Regions from separate parts of the Homo sapiens genome. Here regions 2 and 3 are each linked to region 1. A link is a contact called in ENCODE Hi-C or POLR2A ChIA-PET data. All regions are on one chromosome and are shown on one strand. Each heading gives the region's core, a stretch centred on a gene start or an enhancer-like site at or near the end of the contact. The rest is flanking DNA. Distances are from core to core; before and after follow the strand shown.

Region 1 (3,002 bases), core at 348-2,847:
AAGAGAGGAAAGTAGTCCTTTTCCAAACACCCTGACCTTGCTTAAGAGAAGAGAGAAAGAGACCTCCCCCTCATATTGTTCTGTATTATTTTATACTCAGTACCTGTTTTAAGAAGAAACAAGGAAGCAAAACCAAAGGCAGGCAGCCCGGCGCCACGCACCAGACCCAAAACCAGACCCAAAACCAGGCCTGGGCCTGCCTGACCTTAGCCTGATAGTTAAAATTAAACCCATGACCTAGCAACCGATGTTATCCATAGATTTCAGACATTGTATAGAAGGACACTGTGAAATCTCTTGTTCTGTTCTGTTCTGTTTCACTCTGACTACCGGTGCATGCAGTCCCTGTCACATACCCCCTAGATTGCTCAATCAATCATGGCCCTTTCTTGTAAAATCTTTAGTGTTGTGAGTCCTTAAAAGGGACAGAAACTGTGCACTCAACAAGCTCGGATTTTGAGATGCTAGTCTGCCGATGCTTCCAGCTGATTAAAAGCCAATTCCTTCACTACCTCTGTGGGGTTTTGTCCGCGGCTCCTCCTGCTACATGCTGACACGTCAAAACCAACAGTCATCAAGGACACACCTCTTTGGGGACCCAAATGTAGCTCAGTGAAGCTGGAGAGAAGTTCCGCTCAGATAAAACAACCCTTTCAACAAGGACAAACACAAGCCTTTCTCTAGCCTGGACCCAGCGCTCTGGGGGTCAGACACCCGGCCTTCAGGCAGGGAGGGGGTCTGGCCTAAAGAAAGGGTCCCAGCTGCAGAGTCAATGGAGCAAAGGCCCCAAAGGAACCAAGAAGTCAGAATCCTCGGTGGCATGAGAGCCACCAACCTGCTGGCTGATCAAGAGGGCAGAGGGCAGTTCTAGACCCTCCTCTGGCACTAAGTAGCTAGATGATCTGGGGCAAGTCACGTCTCTTCACCATCAACCGAGGGCTGTGAATTAGATAAGGGCTTCCCAAATGTAGTTAATTACCATATGACATCTGATGAAAGGCTGATTTTCAGGCCCACTCCCACACCGTCCTAATTGCTATTTTGGGGAAAGGGGCCTGAGAATCTAGATTTTTAAAAAGAGCGCGGACGACCCCTACCCTCAAGCCACAATTCTGATAATCGCCCAAACCTGAAAAAACCTGGCTCGATAAGGTCCCCTGTGCTGCTAAAAAGTCCACGGAACAACGACAACAACTAAAGTCTGCTATCCTGGCACGACCTCCCCGCCGGCTGGCGTTCTCCCAGGCGTGACGCGTGGGAGGCCTGATCTCACCGGGAAGGACTCGGGCGTTGGTCACTTGCTGGCCGCGGCAGCTGGGCCGAGTCCCAACGACCAGCGCCGCCCCCTCTGGCCCTGGACCCCCGAGCAGAGCGAGGGCTGGAGACAGGCGGCGCCCGGCCTGCTTTTCTGCGGGCCGGTAGGGCAGGGTCAGCCCAGTTCAGGCGTCCCCGCCGCAGGCCGGGGCGGAAACAACGCGCGGGGACCTGCGACCCGGGACACGCGGCCTCAGCCCGCCCGACCCCGCCGCCCCGGTGCAGGGTCCTGGATCTCACCTGAAGCCCCGCGTGTCTCTTCCGGTCTGCACGTGGCGTCCGGAAAGCCGGCAGCTCCCACATGCCCGGGCAAGCCCGGCTCCGACTGCCCGCCTATTGGCTCGCTGGACGGCAGCGCCCGCCCAAGACCTCTTCTGATTGGTCGAGCCTGCCTGGCAGCGGGGAGGCGGGCGAGAGCAGAAGGGGAGGGACTCCTGAAGAGGGCGTAACTCGTGCTGCGAGCCGGCCATACTGGCGGGAAATTTTAAAGAGAAGGGAAGGGAGACTGACCTCCTGTCGTCCCTGCCCGGTCCCATCAGTGTTCCCCGGCTCCAATCCACTCCTCTACCTGGGTCGGGATGTGGGCTCCTGTAAGCCTGGTACCACCAAAGGCCGAATGACTTACTGAGTACACCCACATCTGCAGATTGGGAACATCGGCCCTTACCTCCTCGGGTGTTCTGGGATTCAAGGAAATAATATACACAGTAGGCACTAAAGAGAGACTTTGAAAGTCAGGTTTCCTCCGTCAGCGCTGCTTTTTCATTTATTCTTTTGCAACACTTGACTCCTAAGTATTAAGTTCCTACGTGGGCTTGGCAGTGGGATGCACACAATAAACACATAAGCATCCTGAGTTGTTTATCTAACAGCAGGGAAACAGCAAGGTTAACAGAAAATTCAGTGCAACATGAGGCCGGGGCGCGGTGGCTCACGACTGTAATCCCAGCACTTTGGGAGGCCGAGGCAGGTGATCACCTGAAGTCAGGAGTTTGAGACCAGCCTGACCAACATGAAACCCCATCTCTCCAAAAATACAAAAATTAGCCGGGCGTTGACGGGAGCCTGTAATCCCAGCTACTCGGGAGGCTGAGGCAGGAGAATCGCTTGAGCCCAGAAGGCGGAGGTTGCAGTGAGCCGAGATCGCGCCATTGCACTCCATCCAGCCTGGGCACCAAGAGCAAAACTCCGTCTCAAAAAAAAAGAAAGAAAGAAAGAAAGAAAATTCAGTGTAACATGAGTAATAACAAGAACAATAATAAACAGTTCACACGTATTATGTGAGCACGAATGATGTGCCAGGCAAAATACTCAGTTAATTTGTACAATGACCTTACTATTATTTCAGTTTTACAGTTAAGGAAATTGACACTTAAATTAAGGAGAAACACCTAGAATCCAAAGATCCTTACCTAAGCAGTCTGACTTCTCTTAGTTCACATTTTGCAAGCAGAAGTGATTTGGAAACGTACCTGTGATGAGAAATAAGCTAGGAGCTCTTTCTGATGGGAGTACAAATTTGAGGGAAGCAGGACAAGGGATGAGGTCACAAGAGAGATCAATCCTTTTACCCAGGCCCCTGAAGGCTTTGGGGAGGCAGAGGGATTTAAGCCATAGATAGTTTACCAGTGAATCTGCATTTGAAAAAACTTGTTCTGGCTGCAGCATAGAGAGGAATGGATGAGGAC
Region 2 (3,002 bases), core at 160-2,659, 6.6 Mb after region 1:
GCGGGGCCCGAAGGGGCGTCCGCCCTAGTGGGCGGCGGAGGGGGATGCGCGCGGAGAGGACCAGCGCGCACCGCCCCGGCCCGCCCCTCAAATCCTCCTTCCTTCTCTCTCGCACTCGGAGACGGTCCCTGGGAGATCCGGGAGGGGGCGCAGCTCGCCGTCCTCGCCGGCAAGTGCCGTCGCAACCTCCCTCTGCCGCCACCCCCACCCCGAGAAGCGCACAAAGAGCGGCCGGGCAGGGAGCGCTCACCTCCCGTCGGGGCGGGGCCGCGGGCGGGGCCGGCGCGCGCTCCGCAGCGCCCGCCTTAAAGGGCCCGCCCGCTCCTCGCGCGCACTGCGCATGCTCGGCCGCGGGGCACGGAGGGGAGGGATGGGAACAGCGGGCGCGCACGCCCGCGCCGCCCGCTGGCGCTGTGGCCTGCGTCCCCGCGGTGGCGGCGCGGCGCTCGTGCGCGTGTCAGAACCCGCAGGGTCTCGGCCCGGGCGCCGGGCGTGTGCTGGACACTGGTGCCATGCATTCCAGAGGTCGCCAGCGGCCGGGCGGGCCGAGCTCGCGCGGCAGCCAGCTTTTAGCTTTCCCATCCTCAGTTTCAGGGCCAGTTGGGCGAAGTGCTGCCCAAGGAGACAGAAATGCAGGCGCGGGCGCGCGCGCGCGCGGTTGCCAGTGTGGGCGGGCGTGTGCTTTTGTGTCTCGTGCGCTCCCGCGCAGGTGGACAACCCGCGCCGGGAGTCACTCTGCCCGTGCGCCCCAAGACCTGGAGTCCCGTTTTCCGTGTCGGAGGGCTCGGGTCGCCCTTTTGGGCGGACTACAGACTCTTCTCACAGAGGAAGCTTTGGCTCCACGGATGGTTTATTTGGAGCCACTAACGGGACTTCCTGAGGACCGCTCTTTTAGAGCCCGGCTCCAGGCATCAGAGTTGGGCGCGTTTTCTTTTCTCAGTCAGGCGAGGGAGGAGACTTAGGGACAATGATTGTCCTCGGCTGATAGGTACATCCAAGTGTCCCGAGCCTGCCAGTCCCGCATTAGACAACAAAGAGAGGCGTTAGCGGCGGCGGGGGAGGGGCGCGGCCGGGAGGAGGACGGGGCGGGCTGCGGCGAGCGCGGGGGTGGGGGGTGGCGCTCTCTCTCCGCTCGCTCAACCCGCGGCCTCCTCCCGCCCCCGGCCTGGCGCGCGCCAATCGCCTCCCCCAGCGATAGTGTCAGTAGCATTGTGGTGTCAGCTCCCGCCTGTGACGTTGCGCCTCCCTCGTCCCCCTCCGGAGTCGTCTGGCTGCAGAGGCTCAGTCAAGAGGCGGGGAGGAGAGGAGGAAAAAGCGCTGAGTGAGGGCGGGCGGGCGGGCGGGAGGGAGGGAGTGGAGGAGCCGGGGAGGGGCTCCTTAAAGAAACGCTTCTGTCGCTCGCCTGCTCGCTTTTCGCTCGGCATTGCGGCCAGCCAGCCGGGCACTCGGGGGGCACGCGCGGCCACCGCTAGAGCTCTGCCCCCACCCCACCCGCCAGCAGGTCTGGGGTGGGGACCCAGGTGGGGGCTCCTGCAGCCACTGCCCGGTGCGGACCGCACGGAGCGACCCACTCCTCCCAGCACCGAGGAAGAAGCAACGGAGCCCTCAGCAGGCGACCGGCCTCCCCGCCCCTGACCACCCGCTTCCCGGCTGCCTTTGTGGCCGCAGCTTCTCGCCGCCGAGCCGAGGGCCGGCGGGGGCGCGGCGCGCACGGCCGAGCGATGCCCAGCTCGCTGTTCGCAGACCTGGAGCGCAACGGCAGCGGCGGCGGCGGCGGCGGCAGCAGCGGAGGGGGAGAGACCCTGGATGACCAAAGAGCCCTGCAGCTCGCGCTCGACCAGCTCTCCCTGCTGGGGCTGGACAGTGACGAGGGCGCCTCTCTGTACGACAGCGAGCCGCGCAAGAAGAGCGTGAACATGACCGAGTGCGTGCCAGTACCCAGTTCTGAGCATGTCGCCGAGATCGTGGGGCGGCAAGGTAGGTCGAGGAGGGATGGGGAGGTGGGTGGGGGTGGTGTAGGGTCTCAGGCCACTGCCTCGAGGGGAAGGCGTGTTCAGTATCGGGATCCGCGGCGTGGGGTGCCTTGGGGAGAGAGGAAGAGCCGCGCGATGGGCCGGCGCCCCAGACAAAGAAAGTGCAGGCAGGCTGTCTCCCGGAGCCGCGCCGCTGCCCTGGCGGGATGCACTTTCTTCTGCTAAAATCACTGCCTTCTCCCCTAACGCCCCCCAACCAGCCCACCTCCAGAAAGACAATTTAAATGTAAGATGCTTGGGGGAGGGGGCCTTTGATCAGTCCTTTGGGAGGAGGAAGGAGGAGGAGTGAGCATAGGATGGGAGGAGGATTCTGGATTTCTGCAAAGCGGAATGGAGCCCAGAGGAGGAACAATGGGTCCCGGGACTCACACCCCACCCCCTACCCCCAGTCGACCAGCGCTGAGGCATCGCGACTTCAGCTGCCTTCCCCGAGCCCCTTCCCCGTGTCTTCAGAGCTGACGGCGCGCCCAGCTGGATCCCAGCGGCATCTCCCCAGATGACTTTTCTGGGATTCTCGGGTTTGGTTCGGGACGACTGCAGTCACTGGGGGAGGGCCAGGCAGCCAATGGGCTGTTCCTCGAGCGCCTCGCGGGTGGGATCCGCTGCCCAGCCCGTGGCGCGGCCCGAGGTCAGTGAGGGAGACGCCCCCTTTCCGCCCATCTCTTGTCCTGCCGTCTCGCTGTCCTGGACGCGGGCTGTCCCCGGTCCCCGCGGTTACCCCAGGATAATGGGCGTGTCTGTCTCTCTCTCCCACTCCCTCCTCCGCACCCTGGTTCGTAGGTTGTAAAATCAAAGCGCTGCGGGCGAAGACCAATACTTACATCAAGACCCCAGTTCGCGGGGAGGAGCCTGTCTTTGTTGTGACGGGCAGGAAGGAGGATGTGGCCATGGCTCGGAGGGAGATCATCTCTGCTGCCGAGCACTTCTCCATGATCCGCGCCTCCCGGAATAAGAACACGGCACTCAACG
Region 3 (3,002 bases), core at 373-2,872, 5.8 Mb after region 1:
GGCTGGAAAGTCCAAGATTAAAGCACCAGCAGATTCAGTGTCTGGTAAGGAAGGGCTGCTTCTTGGTTCGTAGATACCTGTATTCTTACTGCATCTTCACATGGAAGAGCTCTCTGGGACCCCCAATGTAATGGCACTAATTTTATTCATGAGGGCTTGCCTTCATGACCTAATCACCTCCCAAAGGCCACATTTCCAAATACCATCACATTGGGGATTTGGTTTCAACATGGGAATTTTAGGGGAATATAAACTGTCTATAGCATATGTATATATATGTATGATGGTTAATTTTAATGTGTCAACTTGATTGGGTCACCAGGTGTTTAGTCAGACATTATTCTGGGTGTGTGTGTGTGATGGTGTTTCTGGATGAGATTAACCTTTGAGTTAGTAGACTGAGTAAAACTGGTTGCCCTCCCTCATGTGAGTGGGCCTCATCCAATCGATTGAAGGTCTGAATAGAACAAAAGCTTGAATAAGAGGGAATTCTTCCTGCCTAACTGCCTTCAAGTGGGAATATGGGTTTTTTTCCTGCCTTCCAACTCAAATGGAAACATTGGCTCTCCAGGGTCTTGAGCCTGCTGGCCTTTGGACTAGAACCACACCATTGGCTCTCCTGGATCTTCCGCTTACTAACTGCAGATCTTGGGACTTTTTGGTCTTCATAATTACATGAGTCAATTCCTTATGATAAATCTGTTTCCATATATGTATACATTCTATTGGTTCTGTTTCTCTGGACAACTCTGACTATTACACTGTGTGTGTGTGTGTGTGTGTGTGCGTGCGTGCATGTGAGAGAGAGAGAGGAGAGAGAGATTATACTGTTATGCTGGTCTGTGGGCTCAGCATCAAAGTAGGAATTTTGCAACACACCCACAGTTAACACTCACTTTTTTCCTCAACACCTAGACTCTTTCAACTTCTTAACAGAGTCAGAATTTTGGAAGAAAAGAACATTAACACTAAATTGTCATTTTATAAATTATTAAACTAAAGCTTAGAGAAATAGTCAATCATAGTCCATAAGGAATGTATTGGCTGGATAGTCCCATTTCTATGCCATACCATGGCAAGTAAAAAAAAAAAATAATAATGTTTGCTTAAGGCTTATATGGGAAGTGTGTCCTGTGCTTTGATTAGAAAAGTGCCCCCAAAATGTTTTTTAACCTTGTATGGTTCATGAGCACCTCTGAGAATCTATTGAAACCTGTGAGTTCTCTTCCCGGAAGTGATTCTATAAGGACACAGACATAATTTTGCATATAATTTTAGAAACTCATTCACTTAAAAAAAAAAAAAAGGAATCTTCTTCCTGGTCTTGCCGTGACAGTCCCCAGCCCTCTCCACATGACCAGCCATCTGAGACCCATGGTAGAGCCACAAGTCTAAAACCCCTCACAGCACAGAAAGTAACTCAGAGCACGGCATGTGACCTCTCCTGGTGACACTTGAGTAGTAAGAAGTGGCAACTCAGCCACAGCAGGTCTATATTTGGACCTTCACTCATGGCAGGCCTGTTGCTATTTGTGGCTGCAGCCAGCTCATGTTACCATCCAGCTTTGGTGCCCCACTTGCAGAACTCTGGTGTAAAATAGGCAGGGGTAGCCTGTGGGGCATGCAGAGGTCACTAGGAAGGAAAGCCTGCTGAACACAGATTCAATTTTCTAGCAGAACTCCAGGTCCTCTGAGTTAAAGGAAGCATTTATGGACGCTTAGCAGGCAAGTTTTGGGGTAGTCATATTCTTCCAATGCAAATTGTATTATTAGAAACTCAATGCTGCAATATTAATGCAATATCTTTCCTGTAGGTGGGAAGAGATATCATGGTAAATTGCAGATGTTTAAATTACAATAAATAGTGTAAATGTTTTCTGTGCCTTCTTAAAGCAAGAATTCGCATTAACTGAACATGATGTTGGGACAGGATGTGAGAGGCTCTGATGAAGGCAGACAGGGGCTGGTGATTCTTATAATGTGTCTTTAGGATATCTGTAGTGCTGGGACCCATTAGTTAGAACCATTTGGTAGAACAGTTTGGAAATATAGATGTTGAATATCATCTGGCTATACTATTGTGTTGTAAATACATTTTATTTAATCTGTGTGTACATGCTGAAAAATAATAACTTCATGCATTGATTCAAATACTAAAAAACAGCATCGTAATTATTTTTCACTTGTTATGCATACAGCCTCCTCCTATAGAAAGTTTTCAGGTTCGGGCAGTGTCTGCAAAGCTGATTTGAATCATTTCATATCACTGTAACACTTTAAGGCAAGCTTTCTTTCACTGCTGTGGCTCAGGAATTGCCAAGGGCTGCATGGAAGAGCTAAAATTATAGGCAAAGTTATGTTCCTGCCCTTATGGAATCACTTCTGGGAAGAGAATTCACAGGTTTCAGTAGATTCAGTAGATATGCCCATGATCCATAAAAGGTTAATAAACAAGCCAAGTGAGGTGGCAGATTGCATGAGCCCAGGAGTTCAAGACCAGTCTGGGCAACATAGCAAGAACCTGTCTCTAAAAAAAAAAAAAAAAAAAAATTATTGGGGGACTTTTCTAAGTAATGCACAGGGATACACCTCCCATATAAGCCTTAGACAAACATCTTTTTTATTTTTTTTAACTGCTTCCCTTGGCATAGAGGAAAGGGTATCCAGCAAAGACATTCATAATGGACTATGACTAATTGCTTTACTTCTCTAAGCTTTAGTTTCACCATTTATAAAATGACAGTTTATTGTCAACTTTCCTTTCTCCCCAAATCCTGATTTTGTTAAGAAAGAGTCTAGGTGTTGAGGGGAAAAGTGACTGTTAACTGTAGGGTGTGTTGCAAAATTCCTACTTTGACACTGAGCCAGTTTGTGTTGAGACCACTTTGTGTTGTGTGTTCGAAGGGCAAGTGCCAGCTTGAAAGCATGTGTTCTTATCTGTATTTGCACTAAGTGTTTTCCAGTCTTCTGACAGTTCAACTTGGTGTTTCACATTCCAGCTT

The links. Hi-C counts contacts between places; a loop is a spot of excess contacts on that map. ChIA-PET counts read pairs that join two places held with the same protein, here RNA polymerase II (POLR2A). Pooled maps may share reads with other maps.
Region 2: a map with no recorded cell type shows a loop between it and region 1 (14-fold over the local background). The contact joins the promoter of MEX3B here to the promoter of AEN in region 1. A Hi-C loop is called at or near these places in 2 of 37 single-sample maps with no recorded cell type and 6 of 50 pooled maps.
Region 3: a pooled map shows a loop between it and region 1 (5-fold over the local background). The contact joins the promoter of FSD2 here to the promoter of AEN in region 1. A Hi-C loop is called at or near these places in 4 of 37 single-sample maps with no recorded cell type and 5 of 50 pooled maps. POLR2A ChIA-PET finds 5 or more read pairs at or near these places in 1 of 52 experiments (CD8-positive, alpha-beta memory T cell).

The regions. Positions count from the first base shown.
Region 1 is chr15:88,619,935-88,622,936 of GRCh38, reverse strand. It overlaps AEN (apoptosis enhancing nuclease), which reads right to left and starts at 1,597. Exons shown (of 4, transcript NM_022767.4): 1 at 1,555-1,597. RefSeq lists enhancers at 1-66, 1,553-1,712, 1,042-1,715, 1,716-2,389 and a silencer at 1,343-1,532.
Region 2 is chr15:82,044,425-82,047,426 of GRCh38, reverse strand. It overlaps MEX3B (mex-3 RNA binding family member B), which reads left to right and starts at 1,409. Exons shown (of 2, transcript NM_032246.6): 1 at 1,409-1,977; 2 at 2,814-3,002. The coding sequence starts at 1,722. RefSeq lists silencers at 160-479, 1,330-1,629 and an enhancer at 160-1,106.
Region 3 is chr15:82,804,689-82,807,690 of GRCh38, reverse strand. FSD2 (fibronectin type III and SPRY domain containing 2) reads left to right here and starts at 1,622. Exons shown (of 13, transcript NM_001007122.4): 1 at 1,622-1,725. RefSeq lists an enhancer at 1,239-1,338.